Linked DNA regions of Homo sapiens: region 1 is linked to region 2. The links are chromatin contacts, found by Hi-C or POLR2A ChIA-PET in ENCODE. All regions are on one chromosome and are shown on one strand. Each heading gives the region's core, a stretch centred on a gene start or an enhancer-like site at or near the end of the contact. The rest is flanking DNA. Distances are from core to core; before and after follow the strand shown. Region 1 overlaps MIDEAS (mitotic deacetylase associated SANT domain protein). Region 2 holds the start of RIOX1 (ribosomal oxygenase 1).

Evidence for each region. Hi-C counts contacts between places; a loop is a spot of excess contacts on that map. ChIA-PET counts read pairs that join two places held with the same protein, here RNA polymerase II (POLR2A). Pooled maps may share reads with other maps.
Region 1: a loop to region 2 is called in a pooled map, with 3 times the contacts of the local background. The contact joins the enhancer-like site here to the promoter of RIOX1 in region 2. A Hi-C loop is called at or near these places in 4 of 50 pooled maps. POLR2A ChIA-PET finds 5 or more read pairs at or near these places in 4 of 52 experiments (CD4-positive, alpha-beta T cell, CD8-positive, alpha-beta T cell, GM12878 and 1 more).

What each region holds. Positions count from the first base shown.
Region 1 is chr14:73,740,041-73,744,027 of GRCh38, forward strand. It overlaps MIDEAS (mitotic deacetylase associated SANT domain protein), which reads right to left. Exons shown (of 13, transcript NM_001367710.1): 2 at 1-215. LOC124903345 (a long non-coding RNA gene) reads left to right here. Exons shown (of 3, transcript XR_007064264.1): 2 at 3,854-3,968. Among named protein-coding and RNA genes, the nearest start is that of MIR4505, 17 kb to the right of the region's middle. RefSeq lists enhancers at 246-761, 762-1,275, 2,269-2,438, cis regulatory regions at 2,343-2,364, 2,354 and a silencer at 3,566-3,860. Within about 2 kb of position 1,656, at least 39 of the 41 ENCODE cell types and tissues checked have a DNase peak (open chromatin) inside an H3K27ac peak, as active enhancers do; they include CD4-positive, alpha-beta T cell and CD8-positive, alpha-beta T cell, where a contact is called at or near this core.
Region 2 is chr14:73,489,028-73,493,512 of GRCh38, forward strand. RIOX1 (ribosomal oxygenase 1) reads left to right here and starts at 1,906. Exons shown (of 1, transcript NM_024644.5): 1 at 1,906-4,367. The coding sequence starts at 1,991. The coding sequence ends at 3,916. It overlaps HEATR4 (HEAT repeat containing 4), which reads right to left. Exons shown (of 18, transcript NM_001220484.1): 17 at 4,039-4,097. It also overlaps a transcript of ACOT1 not described here. RefSeq lists enhancers at 986-1,891, 1,573-1,682, 2,871-3,371 and a silencer at 2,233-2,522.

The DNA of each region.
Region 1 (3,987 bases), core at 406-2,905, 250 kb after region 2:
CCCTTCAACAGTCGCCCATCCCCTGGGGAAACGTCCTGCTGGAAGCCGGGCTCTAGTCCAGGAGCCAGGGAGGGCAGAGCAGGGGCAGAGGAAGACGCTGGACAGTGAGGTCGGACACTGGGAGAAAGAACTGCTGGCTCTTCCTTTCTCTTCCAGAGAGGCTCTGGGGCTCAGCTACTCTTCCCAGTTCATGATGCTCCACAGGGTTCTGGCACCTGCAGAGGGAAGAGCAGTGACAGTGTCAGCCACAGCCTCCCAGGATGCCCCGAACATCAGCACAAGTGTAAGAAAAGGGGCTCCAAGGGCCTTCGGTCCCACCACCTCATATCACAGGGACAGGCCCCAAGTCACAGAGCAGCATTGGTGAGGCAGGAGCCAGGACTTTTGGGGAGCTGCCAGGAGGGCAGGAGAATCAGCTGCATCTCCCAGGGCACTGTGACTCTCTTGTCCCACCACCTCACCCTCCTGGTTCCGCTCCAGGACTGCCTGCATCTGTCTGTGTTATTTGTGCACTGCATAGGCACATTCTAAGGCACAGGTGGAGCTGACATCCAGCCCAAGCCCCTCCAGCCCAGCTGAGAAAGAGGCAGCAAAAGCCACACTGGCTCCCCTCTCCTCTTACCCAGGCCCTAGCCCCCTGGGCAGCCAGGCCTAGTCCTCCTGGCACACATCTGTCTATGCAGGAGCCTCCCACCAGACCCAGAAGGATCTTTGTCCAGCCAGTGCCTCCTCTGACACTCCAAGCACATCTCAGGCTCGGGAAGTGGAGAGGACAGGGTCATTCCCGACGTGGCCACTCCTCCTGTGCAGCCCCAGAGTCAGGAGCTCCAACAGACCCTTGTAGAGTCAGGGGCCCAGGGTCAGGCTCACCAAGGCCTGCAGGTAAGGCCCCAGAAGGGTGTGTGCAGTCCTAGCCCCACCCCTGGGAAGAGCTGCTGGGTGGGGCTGTGGCTGCCAGAGTCTTTCCCAAACTAGCACAGAACCTGTTTTGCAACCCTGGCAGGGTGGAGGCAGGATCCAGGCCAAGAGCTGGTCAGCAGCTGACCCCGCCCCTGCCTGACCCCTGCCCCTTCCACTGCCGAAGAGCCCCTGGCAAATAGTGTAACTCAGATCGTAGAGGGTGCAGATTGCTAGAACTCAGTTCCAGAAGGTTTCTCCACGATAATGTCATGACTTAAGTACACAGTTTTTCCATTTTTGTTTCGTAACTTGATTTTTTAAAGCAGTCGCTACAGAACAGAATCTAGACCTGTATTTTATAGCATAGCTGCTTGCATGTATTTTTCAAGACTTTTCTTTCCCTCAGAGTGATGTTTGGGTTTTGTTTTTTTCCTGGGAAGTTGGTGGGGGTGGGAGCTACATAGCCCACCTCTTTCCCCAGTAAGATTCTGGTCCCTAGGAAGAGGGGAAAACAGCTCGGGCGGCTCTGAAGAGGAAATCTCAGGCCCTAGATGCTACAGGTCATTGTTAGCAACCCCAGCCGCTCCCAGGAAACCAGCCAGCAGCAGCGGAGGGCAGGGCTGGGCGGGCACAGGGTCCCGACTATACCCAGTTTGCAGTTCGGCCCACCCCCAGCACCAGGAATGCCCCTCCCAGGCTATCGCTCCTCTGCAGGCTTCCGCAGCTCCCCAGCCCCTGTGCTCCTGGAGCCTGCCTGCCTCCTGCCCGCCTGCGTGACTCACTGAGGGCCCCCTCCCTATCTTTCACTTTCACCCAGCACCCAGAAGGGGAGTAATTTCCTCCTCCATTTCCTTCCTCAGCTCCTGGGCCTTGAAGAGAGTAAGAGACCCTCCTCGTGTGCAGCCTTTGTCTTTTCATATATGAAGCTGGAGGGAGGGAGAGGCACAGAGACTAGGAGGGCATCCAAGTCACCCTCACCCCCAGCAAGAGGGGAGTGGGGGGATTTGGACAAGAAGTGCAGAGCTGCGGGCTGCAGAAACAACCTTTCTCTTGCTTTTAAACCCGCATTCCCTGACAGCCAACCTAATTCAGAGCAGGAACCCAAAAGCTAAACCCTGCACTGAAAATCACCCTGGGCACCCCCATGAAGCTGCAGGGTGGGACTGTCTGGCTCCGCCTCTCCGAGGGAACATCAAGCCCACAGAACTAGAAGTGCGTGTCTGCAGAAGCAAGACAGAGAAAGGAAGAATGTGCGCCAGCCTGGCAAGCCCACGTGCCTCCAGGGGGCTGCGAGCCCCTCCAGTGGGCGCTCACACACACTCACGCCTCCCTTCATCACAGCCCTGTCTCCTTGTGAGCCACAGCACGGGCTTGAGGCCTGGAGCAAGGGAAGGTCCACGTGGCGGGTGGGCCTGGATGCACGTGCCAGTGTGAACCTGATGGAGGGGTGCGCCCCCTCCATGGGGATGGCTGCTCAGAAGGAGATGAGGCGGGGCCTGCGGCTCCAGGACAAGCCTGCTTCTGCCCAGGGCAGGGGCCAGAGGCCAGATGCAGGTCTTACAGGGGCTTACCCACAGCTGTATGGTCAGCCCTGGAGGAGCTGAGCTCAGCTGGGAAGCCTCCCACTCCCACCCTGCACATCAAGGAGGGCCATCATTCAGGATACCACAGCAGCCTCTGAAGCTCAGACAGGGACTTGCTTTGAAGAAATCAGGGGGCCTGGTTTGGGGAAGGCTGAATCACCCCAGAAACTTCTTGCTGCAGAGGCCTCCCTGTCACCCTCACCGAAGAGCTAAGGGTGCCAGGGGCACAGACAGTCAGGCCTGGGACCCTCAGAGAAGAAAGGTCATCGGCTGGGGGTGGGGAGAAGAGTGGAAGATACTGGCAGCCTGGGAGGAAGGGTGAAGAGGCACACCTAGGCAGCAGGGCACTAAGTAGTCATAGGAGTAATGATGATGGTGATGGTGCACCCGTGCCAGGCAGATCCTACGTGCTTTATATCCTTTAAATTCCCACCATGGCCTTATAAGGCAGGAGTTGCGATTTTAACCTCTATTTACAGGTTAGCTAGATGAGGCTCAGAGGAGCTAAGTAAGTTGCCTACGGTCACACAGTCATTATGTTGCAGAGCCAAGACTGGAACCCAGATCTGTCTGACTCTAAGATCAAGCTCTTCTTCCTTATCCCCAAGATATGCCACTAAGACCCCAGACCCCTCTTCATACACCTCCCTTCCACAGCACACTCTACACCACCTCCAAGCAAGGATTTTCTAGACACAGATATCAGATATCCCTTCTCATTGGCACTGGGAAGCCCCTTACCCCTGCCTGAACCTTTGGCAGGTACTCTCTCCCATTCTCCCCAAATACAGCTGAGACCCTTGGCCTTCCAGGAAGGGAGAGCAGGAAAAGGTCTCACCACAGAGGGGTCAGCAGATGTGTGAGGTCTACCTGCAGGGAGGCCTGAAACACTTCCTCCTGCACTGGCCACTCTAGCCCCCGATCTAGGCCTGGACTCTCCAGCTCCTGCAACCCCACCCCGGGCTCAGTTGCTGCTGGTGGTGCCTCCAGCTCTCAGACCCCATGGGCTTCTCCCAGCCTGCAACTCGGGGTCAGGACTGCGCCACTTCCTCTCATTTCTTCTACCCCACCCCCGCTGCCCTGTCCCTCAGATGGAAATCAAACTGCCCTTCCTCACAGTGAGGAAGAGGAAGGACGACACCTCCAAAGGCTGCTGACCTGTGGGCCTAGTCCCTGAGATTGCAGGGAAGAGGATGTCATGAGGAACTCCTGCCAGCAGCTCAGCCCTGGGACCAGCTGCAGGGCCTCTGACAACGGATGCAGGAACACTGCAAAAGGAAACCCACAGTCACCACGGGGCCCCAGACACGGCAACCCGCCCTGTCAGTCTGTTTGACTGTCACGCTCTATTCACTTTTCCCTTCCTCCAGGCTCCTCTCTGCAGCAACCAATCCTTGACCAGACCCACAGGTACCCCTGGGCCAAAGACAAGGCAACAATCAAGACCAAGGCCTGGGACCTAGCAGGCTTTCAGGAAGTTCTATGGTGAGTAGCACTTACTCTC
Region 2 (4,485 bases), core at 656-3,155:
AAAATAAAATAAAAATAAAAAATAAAGGTAAAGAGACTAGTTGGGAGGCTATTTGTAATAAACCAGGATTTGTCTGCCTCAACACTACACTACTGACATTTTGCATCAGACAATTATTTGTTGTGGGAGGGTTGTCCTTAGTATTGTAGAATGTTTAGTAGTGTCTCTAGTGTCTGTTTACTAGATGTTAGACAACCCCTAGCCCCCTATATGACATTGCCAAATGTCCCTATGGAGACAATATCACCCCCAGTTGATAACTGTGTGTGTAACAGACCATGTGAGAAATAAAAAAGGGTGGATGTTAGACATGGGTAAGGACAAAATCTAAAAGCCTTGGCAAGTGTTTGGATAGGCTTGCAACTGAGAAAGAGGGAGTGTTGAAAGCTCAAACAGAGAAAGGTCCTAGAGGCCATGTACTGTAGTCTAATATGCTTATCATTGCTTGAAACATTGTAAACCCTCTTGGAAGGCAGTTTGGTAAAACCTATTAATAATCACAAAAAGTATCTTACTTTTTGACCCAGCACTTTTATTTCTGGGAGTTTATCTTAAATGATTCAAATGAAGACAAGGAATCTTTATGTACAAAGCAATTAGTTGCATGACAGACAGTGACCACGTTCTCAAAAATTACACCCGCATGCCACCACATTGCCTGTTAAATTAGAAGCCGATTTAAGATCCTGAGTTTAAGAGCCAAAGAAGTTGTAGCTAAAGAAACAAAATCCCAGAGGGGCAGGAAGGGCAGATATCAAGAATGCAAGTAGAGAAATTCTTAACTTATTTTTCAGAGAGAGGACAATGAATTTGAGAATTTGTATTGGAGAAAAGAGGGAGAGAAGTTAGGTGGAGGAACTCCTAGATAAGGCTTCAATCAGTGAATTCATCTGCAGAGCAGAAGTTTCTGCGGAACTCAAACTGCCTGGGGGCATTCCTTGAAAAGAAGAATTCTGCACTTTTTGGTGGGAACCTGCCGGTGGAACATCCTGTTTAGAAATGAGGACATCCAAGGAACACTGCAATGTGCAGAGACTAGAAGGAAAAAACAGTCAAGTAGCCATTTCTCCTGGGGAGTCTCTAGTAACTTGATTTTGTGCTTCTTCTTGTTTTTTGAGACAAGAGTCTCACTCTGTCGCCCAGGCTGGAGTGCAATGGTACGATCTCGGCTCACTGCAACCTCCACCTCCCGAGTTCAAGCAATTCTCCTGTCTCAGCCTCCCGAGTAGCTGGGACTACAGGTGCAAGTCACCACACCTGGCTAATTTTTGTAATTTTTAAATTATTATTTATTTTTATTTTTTTGAGGCGGAGTCTCGCTCTGTCGCCCAGGCTGGAGTGCAGTGGCGCCATCTCGGCTCACTGCAAGCTCTGCCTCCCGGGTTCACGCCATCCTCCTGCCTCAGCCTCCCGAGTAGCCGGGACTACAGGCGCCCAGCACCACGTCCGGCTAGTTTTTTGTATTTTTCTTTTTTAGTAGAGACGGGGTTTCACCGTGTTAGCCAGGATGGTCTCGATCTCCTGACCTCGTGATCCGCCCGCCTCGGCCTCCCAAAGTGCTGGGATTACAGGCGGAGCCACCGCGCCCGGCCAATTTTTGTAGTTTTAGTACAGACGGGGTTTCACCATACTGGTCAGGCTGGTCTCGAACTCCTGACCTCAGGTGATCCACACACCTCGGCCTCCGAAAGTGCTAGGATTACAGTCGTGAACCACCGCGCTTGGCCGCAACTTGATTTTTAAATTGCTCTCTGAGTGTAGATTCCTTGTTTGTTTGGCAAGGGTTCTTGCCGCTGCCGCTACAGCTTGAAGCCAAACATTTAATGAAAGAGAGCGGGAGGGGCCGAATAGAAGAATGATGGGCGTGGCCAACCCCGAGGTGGCTGGAGGCCGCGCCCCCTTCCCAGAGTGCACCGCAGCCGCTGCATTCAGGAACCGCTTTAGCTTCGCCCCCGGCCGGCCGGGCGGGGAAGACTGGTGTGGTCTGGCCATGGATGGGCTCCAGGCCAGTGCAGGGCCGTTGAGGCGCGGGCGGCCGAAGCGCCGGCGCAAGCCCCAGCCACACAGCGGGTCGGTCCTGGCCCTGCCCTTGAGGTCCAGGAAGATACGAAAGCAGCTGCGAAGTGTTGTATCCCGCATGGCAGCGCTGAGGACGCAGACGCTGCCTAGCGAGAACTCGGAGGAATCGAGGGTGGAGTCGACGGCCGACGACCTGGGGGACGCGCTACCCGGTGGGGCGGCGGTGGCGGCCGTCCCGGACGCAGCCCGGCGAGAGCCATACGGCCACCTGGGGCCCGCAGAGCTGCTGGAGGCCTCGCCCGCCGCGCGCTCCCTGCAGACCCCGTCGGCGCGCCTGGTGCCCGCTTCCGCGCCGCCCGCGCGCCTGGTGGAGGTGCCCGCCGCGCCGGTCCGGGTGGTGGAGACCTCGGCCCTGCTGTGCACCGCGCAACACTTAGCGGCCGTCCAGTCGTCCGGGGCCCCTGCGACGGCGTCGGGGCCGCAGGTGGATAACACGGGTGGGGAGCCGGCCTGGGACTCCCCGCTGCGGCGCGTCTTGGCCGAGCTGAACCGCATCCCCAGCAGCCGGCGGCGAGCGGCCCGCCTCTTTGAGTGGCTCATCGCGCCCATGCCGCCAGATCACTTTTACCGGCGCCTATGGGAGCGCGAGGCGGTGCTGGTGCGGCGGCAGGACCACACCTACTACCAGGGACTTTTCTCTACCGCTGACCTGGATTCGATGCTGCGCAACGAGGAGGTGCAGTTCGGCCAGCATTTGGACGCCGCTCGCTACATCAACGGACGACGCGAGACCCTGAACCCACCCGGCCGCGCGCTGCCCGCCGCCGCGTGGTCCCTGTACCAGGCCGGCTGCTCCCTGCGTCTCCTCTGTCCGCAGGCTTTCTCTACTACTGTGTGGCAGTTTTTGGCTGTGCTTCAAGAGCAGTTTGGAAGCATGGCAGGCTCCAACGTTTACCTCACGCCCCCTAACTCGCAGGGCTTTGCCCCCCACTACGACGACATCGAGGCCTTCGTGCTGCAGCTGGAAGGTAGGAAACTCTGGCGTGTATACCGACCCCGAGTCCCAACCGAGGAACTGGCTCTGACATCCAGCCCCAACTTCAGTCAGGACGACCTCGGTGAGCCGGTGCTGCAGACCGTGCTGGAACCTGGAGATTTGCTGTATTTTCCTCGGGGCTTCATTCACCAAGCTGAATGCCAGGATGGAGTCCACTCTCTGCACCTCACCTTGTCCACGTACCAGCGCAATACCTGGGGTGACTTCTTAGAGGCCATACTGCCTCTGGCAGTGCAGGCTGCAATGGAAGAAAATGTGGAGTTTCGGAGGGGTCTGCCCCGAGACTTCATGGATTACATGGGGGCCCAGCATTCAGATTCTAAGGATCCGCGAAGAACCGCTTTCATGGAGAAGGTGCGGGTCTTGGTTGCCCGCCTGGGACACTTTGCTCCTGTTGATGCTGTGGCCGACCAGCGAGCCAAAGACTTCATTCACGATTCTCTGCCCCCTGTTTTGACTGATAGGGAGAGGGCACTAAGTGTTTACGGGCTTCCAATTCGCTGGGAGGCTGGAGAACCTGTAAACGTGGGGGCCCAGTTGACAACAGAAACAGAAGTCCATATGCTTCAGGATGGGATAGCTCGGCTGGTGGGTGAGGGGGGCCATTTGTTTCTCTATTACACAGTGGAAAACTCCCGTGTGTATCATCTGGAAGAACCCAAGTGCTTGGAAATATACCCCCAGCAAGCTGATGCCATGGAACTGTTGCTTGGTTCTTATCCAGAGTTTGTGAGAGTGGGGGACCTGCCCTGTGACAGTGTGGAGGACCAGCTGTCCTTGGCAACCACGTTGTATGATAAGGGGCTGCTGCTCACTAAGATGCCTCTAGCCCTAAATTAGTTTCTTGTTGATTGCTGGAAACAAGGCAGTAGTGATTCTCCGCTGCCACTGCTACCTTTTTTTTTTTTTTTTCCTTAAACTCACGTTCTTACCTTGATAAGCATCAGTGTGCTCACATTTACCTTTATCACTGCTTCAGTGTCACAAACCTCGGAAGGTCTTCTAGGAAGAACCATCTCATCTAGGTACAAAAGGAAAAGGAGAAGTTGGAGGTGGAAAAAAAACCCTTGATCCGTGATCATTTCAGAGCACCAACTTCATCACCTTCAGGCTTCAGTGTACTGGGTAACACTGACCATGTCGTTCTGCTTGAGACAGATATTAGATTTTTTTTGGAATTTGGATCTTTCATCTGAGTTCTTTTTCATGGGCGGGTCGGGGTCAGTATCCTGTTTGTTATTGTTAAATTTGTATGAACCTTAGAAAAGTTATTAAAGTGCCAAAGAATGTTTCCCTTTCCTAAGGCTAGATTATTATGTGGGATGGTTCGAAGAAATGCAGGAGCGGGAGGAAGATAGGGAAAATCTATAATGGCTGAAGTGAAAAGCAACCTGGGGTGGTTGTAGCAT